2 separate regions of the Homo sapiens genome follow, and region 2 is linked to region 1. Evidence: chromatin loops called from intact Hi-C (ENCODE). Cell type or tissue: right lobe of liver. All regions are shown on one strand. Each heading gives the region's core, and the rest is flanking DNA. Links, peaks and the distances in the headings are about the cores only.

Evidence for each region. A loop is a pair of places that touch in the nucleus more often than their neighbours do. Peaks named below come from ENCODE experiments on the same cell type or tissue, not always from the same donor. Only the 100,000 strongest peaks of a DNase experiment are listed, where the experiment ranks them.
Region 2: it touches region 1 in a loop (5-fold over the local background); 2 of 110 quality-filtered maps call a loop at or near these places.

The regions. Positions count from the first base shown.
Region 1 is chr1:150,787,379-150,792,761 of GRCh38, reverse strand. No RefSeq gene overlaps it. Among named protein-coding and RNA genes, the nearest start is that of CTSK, 18 kb to the left of the region's middle. In right lobe of liver, for the core only: no CTCF peak of the experiment used is centred there; a DNase peak (open chromatin) is centred at 3,211; H3K27ac peaks cover 1,103 bases.
Region 2 is chr1:150,732,742-150,738,124 of GRCh38, reverse strand. CTSS (cathepsin S) reads left to right here. Exons shown (of 8, transcript NM_004079.5): 8 at 4,980-5,383. The coding sequence ends at 5,079. Among named protein-coding and RNA genes, the nearest start is that of HORMAD1, 15 kb to the right of the region's middle. RefSeq lists cis regulatory regions at 878, 3,005 and enhancers at 806-950, 2,933-3,077. In right lobe of liver, for the core only: no CTCF peak of the experiment used is centred there; no DNase peak of the experiment used is centred there.

The sequences.
Region 1 (5,383 bases), core at 89-5,088:
GGCCGGACTGCGGACTGCAGTGGCGCAATCTTGGCTCACTGCAAGCTCCGCTTCCCGGGTTCACGCCATTCTCCTGCCTCAGCCTCCCGAGTAGCTGGGACTACAGGCGCCCGCCACCGTGCCCGGCTAATTTTTTGTATTTTTAGTAGAGACGGGGTTTCACCTTGTTAGCCAGGATGGTCTCGATCTCCTGACCTCATGATCCACCCGCCTCGGCCTCCCAAAGTGCTGGGATTACAGGCGTGAGCCACCGCGCCCGGCCTTAATTTATTAATTAATTTATTTTTTTTTGAGACAGGGTCTCACTCTGTCACCCGGATTGGAGTGCAGTGGCACAATGACATCTCACTGCAGCATCGACCTCCCGAGCTCAAGCGATCCTCCCACCTCAGCCTCCCGAGTAACTGGGACTACAGGCACATGTCACCATGCCCCACTAATTTTTGTATTTTTTGTAAAGATGAGGTTTTGCCATGTTGCCCAGGCTGGTCTCGAACTCCTAGACTCCAGTAATCCACCTGCTTCAGCCTCCCAAAGTGCTAGGATTAACCAGTGTAAGCCACTGCGCCCGGCCCAGGCCACCTGTCTGACTTCATTTCAGTCTGTGGTGTTACGGACAATGGTTATCTAAACAAAATTAGAATGCTGTTAGAAATAAGGAGTTATTCAAGAAATGCTCATGCCTGTATAACAGAGTGCTTATCAACTCCTCTTCCCCGGTGAGAGACAACCCAGGGCCTTATTTGGTTACAGTGTTCAACTCTTAAGACCAGGATTTCTGGCTGATGATTTCTTTCTGATTTCCTTCTCAAATTTGGATATGGCTCCTTGAGGCCTGGCAAGCAGATGCTTAATATTTGTTAAATGGGAAAGTTTTGTACAGGGGAGTGATGTGAACTGGGGTACAGGGAAGAATAGACTGTAGGGCGGAGTGTAGCGTGGAAGTAGGGAAGTTAGAGGGCTGTTACGTAAGTCTAGTGGGGAAATGGTGGGAACTTAAACTGTGGTCATGGTAGAGGGAGAGAGAAGTGGCCAGATTCGCTTATACTGGGTAAAACTTAAACTATCTTAGCCAATATATCTTTAAAAAAAATAGGAACAGAGTAATTACAATGAAAACTCTAATTCTGCAAAGAGGAGAATGGATGAAAAATAGCACACAGTTATTGTTGATCTGTAGCATAATTTATGTCCTGCTAGGCAGGAATATGGAAGACTCCTTGCCTGGCAGTAGAATGAGTTCCTTGGCGAGGTAACTGGGAAACTCGAGGCTCGCTCTCTATGGGGATCTTCTTTATGGTCTAGCATGGCTCCTGCTTCTTCCTGCTAGAGGATCTTACTTGTCTCTTATTCTCCATGGCTATGCCAGAGATGGGCACATGGAAATGCCCTTTCTGGGCATGCCCTACTCAACTTTAGCTGTGGTACAAATTGGAAACCTAGAAAATACAATAGATTGCTGGGCCTGGGGTTTCTTTGGCAATACGTTCCCATAAAAGCTCAGTAGCTTTTGGTCTGAGTTGTCACACCCAAAAAATGTTTTTCTAGATAAAATGTTTAAACCTGAGAATTTCAAACTCCTAGGAATCAACCTCAGTGCTGTGCCATCCCCTGACCTCCATTTAATGGTACTTGTCCAAGTAGCTCAAAATAAAAGCCATAAGAGCAGATGTATACCCATAATCTGAGCTTTGCCCTCTTTTCTGGGAAAATGCTTAGCTGGAGGTGCATGACAGAAGCCTGGAACTCTGGTCTTATTTCTTGCTAAATCTTTTGCCTCCTTGCCTCTGCATTAAGTTTAGTTTGGTGCTTTTTATTTATTTTTTTTGAGATGGAGTCTTGCTCTGTTGCCCAGGCTGGAGTGCAGTGGTACAATCTTGGCTCACTGCAGCCTCTGCCTCCTGGGTTCAAGCGATTCTCCTGCCTCAGAGTAGCTGGAATTACAGACTCCCACCACCACACCCGGCTAACTTTTGTATTTTTAGTAGAGATGGGGTTTTGCCATATTGGCGAGGCTGGTCTCAAATTCCTGATCTCAAGTGATCCGCCCACCTCAGCCTCCCAAAGTGCTGAGATTACAGGTGTAAGCCACCTCGCCCGACCAGTTTGGTACTTTTTCTACCCTATAGGGCTCTAAACTATGGGATTTTATATTGCAGGCTATAGGCAGAAAGAACTTCACTTAGCAAAGCGATATATTATTCTCTCTACGCTTTTAGATAGAACACTTTCAGATTAAGTTACTGAGTAACTTTCTTGTATTCTTTCTTGTTTTTTGTTTTGTTTTGCTTTTTGCTTTTTTTTGAGACAAGTCTTGCTCTGTCGCCCAGACTGGAGTACAGTGGTGTGATCTTGGCACACTGCAACCTCTGCCTCCCGGGTTCAAGCAATTCTCCTGCCTCAGCCTCCTGAGTAGCTGGGATTATAGGCGCCCGCCACCACACCCAGCTAATTTTTGTATTTTTAGTAGAGACGGGGTTTCACCGTCTTGTCCAGGCTGGTCTCGAACACCTGACCTCACGTGATCCACACACCTCGACCTCCCAAAGTGCTGGGATTACAGACGTGAGCCACTTTCTGAAGCCTACAAAAGGAGCCAACATATGCCAACATGCTGAATTTTTCCTATCATTTCTTTCTCTTCTTTTTTTTTTGAGACAGGGCCTCACTCTGTTGCCCAGGCTTGAGTGCAGTGGCACAATCATGGCTCACTGCAGCCTCGACCTCCTGCACTCAAGTGATCCTCCCATCTCAGCCTCCCGGGTAGCTGGGACTACAGGTGTGTGTCACCACACCCAGCATGTATTTTGTAGAGAAGGGTTTTGCCATGTTGCTCAGGCTGGTCTCTAAATCCTAGGCTCAAGCAATCCACCTGTCTATCTCCCAAAGTGCTGGGACTACAGGGGAGAGCCACTGCGCCCAGCACTACCATTTCTTCTCATACCACACTCCAGTGGGCCTGTGGTCTTACCCCAAAACAATAGGCAACAGATATTTCATGAATTCATAATTTCCAGTTTGGACTAGAGTCCTCATTGCCCTATCCCCACGCCCTCCATTCAGCCAGTTCCACATTTTACAGTTTGTAACTTCTACCAAATTCTGAGTCAGCCAAAATCGACTACTCTTCTTTGCAACAAAGAACCTCGTGATACAGGTCTTGCAGGCTGTGATTGTGTCACATGCTCATTCCCCAACCAGTCATTGTAGCTGGAGGGATACAAAACTTTGACAGGCTGGCCTTGGGACCTATGCCCACTCTTGAAGCTAGGGGCAAGATTGGTTCTATCTTAAGCCCAGGAGTGTCAGGGTTTCCCCATTTTAAAATCAGGGTGCTGTTACCACGAGAAGGAGGAAGGGAAGCTGGTGAAAAAAAGTATACTTCCAACACCTTTTAGCTTAGCTATTCTCAACTTTCCCATATTACTATAGAGAAGACAGATGTTGTTCACATTTTCGACACATTTCCACGGACACGCTCACAAAATAATATCAGTCGTTGGTAGCTACCCATAATTCTCCCCTTCTCTCTCCCAGAAAGCATACTGGAATGCACATCTATCAACATAATATTATTATAGGGATAATCTGCTGAATTGGCTCTAATTGTTAAACATGTCACTTTCAAACTGTTGGTACTTTTTTATTAGTAATACATTTCTTGTGACTTACTTTGTAATTAATTGTAACACATCAAATGTGTCACACCAATTGTTATTCATTTGTTAGGGGAGGGGTCTTATCACTGGCTTCTAGAGTACTCCCTAATTATGTCTTATTTTGTTCTCTTGGTAAAATTAAGCTCCTTCTTTGAGTACACATTGCTAGGTGACAAGGAGTACTTGTAGGATAATGGGGGATGTCTACTAGGATCAAATAATGCACCAAGCAGATAAGCTACACAGAATATCAGAAAGAATATATATTTTCAATTCAGAACATTCCTATTTTCCCTAATGACTCAAGAATTCTGTTTTCTTTCTTCAGAAAGTTATTGCATAATATTAACATAAAGTTAATTGAGGGGAAACTCAACATTATGGTAAAATCGTCTTTTCTAGTCCCATATTCTCCTATAGTCCATGAAGGGTATTCCTCACCTCACCTTTGTGCATTTCTTGGACAGTGAGGTCAGTAAGAAGTAAACTATTTTATTATGAAAATAATGTATGTTATTAAATTCCTAGCACACTTGGGTAAATTAACAGAGACTAGAACTAGCATTGGAATGAATCATCCTAAAATTCAAAATCCTTTTCTTTAAGACTAAATAAGGGTAGGGCGCAGTGGCTCACGCCTGTAATCCCAGCACTTTGGGAGGCTGAGGCAGGTAGATCGCCTGAGGTCAGGAGTTCAAGACCAGCCTGGCCAATATAGCAAAACCCTGTCTCTATTACAAAAAAAAACAAAAAACAAAAATTAGCCAGGCGTGATGGCGCGCCTGTAATCCCAGCTACTCAGGAGGCTGAGGCAGGAGAATTGCTTGAACGTGGAGGTGGAGGTTGCAGTGAGCCGAGATTGCACCACTGCACTCCAGCCTGGGCGACAGAGCAAGACTGTCTCTCTCTCTCTCTCTCTCACACACACACACACACACAGACTAAATAAGACAGAGAAACTTAAAGCAGCTGATTTTCAGGGGGCATGAAGCTAAGAGATGGTTACTTCAAAAGCTTGAAAAGGTACAACTGTAACAAGCAGGGACAAAGCTTCCTTATTTTGCTTTCATTTCTCCTTTTCCACGTTATTCAGGAGATGTTGCCTCGTTTGTGATGAAAGGGAGTCTGCATTCCCGATAAGACTTAGTGTTGTGCAGCATTCTGGATAAGACTTAGTTGTTGTGCAACTGTTGTGCAAAACATTTGCCTTGTTTTTTTGTTTTCAATCGCTATTGAAATAAATTTGCAAAAAGTGTGCCCCATTTCAGGGCAATTTACAGCTTTGCAAAAATCCAGTTTACAGCTTTGGAATGTCACAGGATGATGTGTAAGTTTATAAAATACCTTAAGTGATACAAGGATAGATTATCTAATGACATGTTCCCCTAATGTATTCAAACACTGTATGTGTTTACAGACTTTTGCATACCAGGAGGAGATTCAAAGAGAAACCTAAGGCTTAAAGCCTCAGAAGCCACTGCCAAGTCATGATGAACCAGAAATGAAGACAAACCATGTAGAATATTATAATTAGGAAAAGTTAATTCAATGAATGTTTATTGATTATTATCTAAATATGTGTTAAGCCACAGTGCAATACAAAGATGAGTAGGACAAGATCCTGTATTTTCAAGTTAGCTAGTGAGATAAAACTATCTTACGTGCTACAAATACAGAATCAGAATTTCGTGGTACAATTTGTATCGTGCAAGTGTAGCTAGAGG
Region 2 (5,383 bases), core at 145-5,144, 55 kb after region 1:
TTTTTAAAGCATAAAGTAGATTATGTTACCCTTCTACCCCAAACCCTCTAATGGCTTTCCTTCCCACTCAGAATAAAACCCATGACCTGTAAAGCATGACATTATCTGGCCTTAGCCTGCCTCTCCAACTACCTCTCCAACTACTCTCCCCTCTCTCACTCAGCTCCCAGCACATTAGCCTTTTGGCTATTTCTTGACACATCATGCTTATTTCTAGCCCTTTATCCAGGTCTTTGCCTCACTTGCATCTTTGCGCAAACATCCACTCAGCGAAGCTTTTCCCGACCATTCCACCTAAAATTGAGCCCTGTCTCTTAACACTCTGTATCCCTTATCCTGCTTTATTTTTCTTTATTGTACTAATCATATATATCATCAAGTATTTCTTCGTTTATCATATGTTTCTCCTCTAGAACCTAGGCTTTAGAAAGACTTTGTCTCTGTAATCCTAATGCCTAGAAGAGTGTCTGGCACAGCCTAAGAAGCCCAGGACTTCAGTCTATTACAAAGGAAACTGGCATTGATTTTAGAAGGAATAATAAGTTAGTAGCCTTATAATATGCAAGGAGAAGGTAGGGTGATCAACTTTCCCACTTTGCTAAGGGCTACGAGGCTTTCTGGGACATAGGACTTTCTTTTTAAAAACAGGACAGTCCCAGGCAAACTGGGACTGGTGATCACCCTAGAAGAACGCTATACATTTTTTTAAAAGTAGACGGACTCAGCCCGGCTCAGTGGCTCACGCCTGTAATCCCAGCACTTTGGGAGGCCGAGGTGGGAGGATCACCTGAGGTTGGGAGTTCGAGACCAGCCTGGCCAACATGGAGACACTCCATCTCTACTAAAAATACAAAATTATCCGGGCATGATGGCGCACGCCTGTAATCCCAGCTACTCAGGAGGCTGAGGCAGGAGAATCACTTGAACCTGGGAGGTGGAGGTTGCAGTGAGGCGAGGTTGTGCCATTGCACTCCAGCCTGGGCAACAAGAGTGAAACTCCGTCTCAAAAAAAAAAAAGTAGATGGACTCTACTTGAGTCCAATCTGATGTACTCATACCTGGATAATAATAAAAATAGCTACCTTCACTTAGTAAGCATTGGCTATATACCAAATATTGTGTGAGTACTTTAAATACATTCTCTCATTTAATTTTTAAAGTACTCTTATGAGATAGGCATTTAGTTAACAAACTCACCTAAAGTTGAACAGTTTGAGTGAAAGAGCTATAGAATTAATAAAAATATACAACTTGGTAAGTACCGAAATGAACATTTGGAGCAGATCTTGTATAATTCTGAAGGCAAGACTTTGTCCTCAGATACTTTATTTAGCTTAAGATTTTTTTTTTTTATCAGTTTCATTGTTTAAGGGAAGTTAGCAGGACTCAGTCAAAAAGAGGTCTGGGATCTTTTGCAAAACTGGGGGCAATTGATCTTGGTCGGTAAAACTGAGAAAAGTAAATTGTTTAGATGTTGAATGGGGTCTGGGATTCCTTGGTCTCACTGACTGAATTCATACTGCTAGTAACTAGACCCTCAATTCAATTTTCATACTAGAACTCAGGTCCAAATTCAGTTCACCTAAAATGATTTATTTTACCTATTATTTAATGCAGTGACCATAGTAGGATATAAATTACATGAGATCCTAGATGTACTGGTCTGAATTTCATTCCCCATATGACTTCACTCACAGAGATAACTGTAGGGATAGGCATAGATAAAAGTTAGAGTGGGCTTTGGAATAAAATAATCCTAGATTTGACCTCTGGCTTCACAATTTACTATCTATGTGACTTTTGGCAAGCTACTTTACCACTCTGCCCTTCTGTTTTTTTCTTTAGTAAAAGAAGATAATATTCACCTCACAGGATGATGATTAAATTAGATAATTTATGTTAATCTGTTTGGCAGAGTAAGTGCTAAATAAGTGGTGTCTATTAATATTAATAATAGCCTGGCCGGATTCTTGTTATTGCTTTTGCTTATCAAACTGGATATTAAAAGAGCATTGCTACAGCCTGGGCAACATAGTGAGACCTCTTCTTTACTAAAATAAAAAATTGGGCCAGGCGCAGTGGCTCACGCCTGTAATCCCAGCACTTTGGGAGGCTGAGGCGGGCAGATCACAAGGTCAGGAGATCGAGACCATCCTGGCTAACACGGTAAAACCCCATCTCTACTAAAAAATACAAAAAAATTAGCCAGGCGTGGTGGTGGGCGCCTGTAATTCCAGCTACTGAGGAGGCTGAGGCAGGAGAATGGCGTGAACCCGGGAGGCGGAGCTTGCAGTGAGCCGAGATTGTGCCACTACACTCCAGCCTGGGCCACAGAGCAAGACTCCATCACAAAAAAAAAAAAAAAAAAATTGGCCAAGCATGGTGGTATGCACATGTGGTCCTAGCTACTTGTAAGGCTGAGGCAGGAGGATTGCTTGAGCACAGGAGGTCGAAGCTGCAGTGAGCTGTGATTGCACCACCACACTCCAACCAGGGCAACACGGTGAGACTCTGTCAAAAACAAACAAACAAACAAAAAAACCCACTACAGCCAGTGGTTTATTAGAGGTGACGATGGAGTTTGAATTTTATTGTAAAGGCATGGAGAGCCATTGACAATTTCTAAGCAGTGGAGTGGCAATTAAGTGAAAGGAAGTAAAGAAAGGAGCTCATGAAAATGTTTGAGAAGGACTGACCAGAGAGAGATAAGAAAATCAGAACATAGTAGTGTCTTGAAGCCAAGAGACCAGTAAGGTGGGAGTAGACAAGTGTGTTAAATGGTACAGAGAGAAAAAAATAGGACCTGCAAAATGTCCAATGAGGGCTGATACATAGAATATTTAAGGCCTCTTAAAGCACAGTCCTTTTAAATGGTGTCATTTGTCTTCCAACAATAAACCAGCATTTCTTAGGTTCTCCACTGCATGCAAAAACACAAACTTTGAGTCCCTGAGCCAAAATTTCTAACAGCTTCCCTTTGCCTTTGTAATTGAAGTACATGTTCCTCCACCTGCTGTTCTAAGCTGTTCACAACATGGCCCCAAACCAGCTTTCTATCCTCTTTTTCCACTATTCTACTAAAGATATCCAGTTTTCCTTTCAACTAAATTTCTTACTGCTCTCCAGACACACTAGGCATTTTCTCAATTTCACACTTTTATTTGTATCCTAGAGCACTTAATGAATTTTGCCTTGTATGATATTTATATACCTACCACTATAAAATCTCAGAATGATAAAGAGCTTCAGAAATCATTCCTCTTACAAGGATTTTCTAAGTTTTTTCATCAGTCTTGGTAAAGTAAGAAAAATAAGAATATTTTGGTGACTTTTTCATTAATATAAATTTATTTACTCAAAAGACTATCCTTAAAATAGAGATTATGTCTTTGGATTTTTTGCTTTTGGTGTTAAAATGTATTTTCTTTTACAACATAATGGTGACAGTAAGTAGTATGGTTTTTATTTATTTTCTTTTTTTGAGACAGTCTCACTCTGTTGCCCAGGCTGGAGTGCACAGGCGCAATCTCGGCTTACTGCAACCTCTGCCTTGCCTCCCAGGTTCAAGCGATTCTCCTACCTCAGCCTCTCGAGTAGCTGGGACTACAGGCTCATGCTACCATGCCCAGCTAGTTTTTGTATTTTTAGTAGAGACGGGGTTTCACCATGTTGATCAGGCTGGTCTCGAACTCCTGACCTCAAATGATCTGCCCGTCTCTGCCTCCCAAAGTGCTGGGATTACAGGCTTGAGCCACCGTGCCCGACCAATAGTATGCTTTTTAAAAAAGATGACCATACAGCCGGGCGTGGTGGCTCACACCTGTAATCCCAACTCTTTGGGAGCCTGAGGCGGGTAGATCACTTGAGGTCAGGAGTTGGAGACCAGCCTGACCAACATGGAGAAACCCCATCTCTACTAAAAATACAAAATTAGCCGTCGTGGTGGCACATGCCTGCAGTCCTAGCTACTTGGGAGGCTGAGGCAGGAGAATCACTTGAACCCAGGAGATGGAGGCTGCGGTGAGCTGAGATTGCACCATTGCACTCCAGTCTGGGCAACAAGAGCGAAACTTCACCTCCAAAAAAAAAAAAAAGATGTCCATACATGCTAATTTTAAAATTGATAACTGTATATCTATCTGTAAAAACTTTTTGAACTCCTCTAAGTCCATTAAATCAAAAAGTGAAACACTGATCTACTCGAACCCTAATCCGACCCATGATTTTTCTCTGCAACATCTCTAACAAGTAGCCTCTGCTGCAGAGTAGGTAAGGAATACAGGTGCATGCCACCATGCCTGGCTAATTAAAAAAAAATTTTTTTTGTAGAATCAGGGACTTGCTATTTTGCCCAGGCTGCTCTCAAACTCTGGCCTCAAACAATCCTCCCACTTCAGCCTCTCAAAGCACTTGGATTACAAGTGTGAGCCACCATGCCTGGCTCATTTTTCAATAGCTTTAATTATGAGAAAGTCAGCTCCACTTCTAGATCAAAAAGCTCTTTCAGAGCTGCATTTTTGTTGTTTGCTTTAGAATTCCCTGCCCTATACCTTTTTCATAGTAGTCACTCAAAAATATTTCTTAATTGACATTCTCTAGAGGAATTTAAGTTTGATAGAAAATCATTACACATGATACTGTTATCAAAAAATTTAGAGATAAAGGCTTATAAAGGATACTAATACTCTTTCTTTAGAGAAGGCATATTTGCAAAGTAGGAGGATTAAAGGACTGGGATGGATCTTACTATAGTTTTCCTTAGGTATTAAGTCTATTCATCAATATAGCACTAAAGCTTTCCAAACCATTATTTTGAGTTACCTGAAATCCCTGGAGAAATTATTACCTTATTTCATTCTAATTTTGTTTTACGGCCTTTCATATGTAATCACTTATAGGAGAAAAACAATGAGATAAAAAGTTGATAACATGGTTTGATTGTACGCATTTGTAATTTTGTATTATTTCTTTTTCTAAAGCTGGGGCCACAACTTTGGTGAAGAAGGATATATTCGGATGGCAAGAAATAAAGGAAATCATTGTGGGATTGCTAGCTTTCCCTCTTACCCAGAAATCTAGAGGATCTCTCCTTTTTATAACAAATCAAGAAATATGAAGCACTTTCTCTTAACTTAATTTTTCCTGCTGTATCCAGAAGAAATAATTGTGTCATGATTAATGTGTATTTACTGTACTAATTAGAAAATATAGTTTGAGGCCGGGCACGGTGGCTCACGCCTGTAATCCCAGTACTTGGGAGGCCAAGGCAGGCATATCAACTTGAGGCCAGGAGTTAAAGAGCAGCCTGGCTAACATGGTGAAACCCCATCTCTACTAAAAATACAAAAAATTAGCCGAGCACGGTGGTGCATGCCTGTAATCC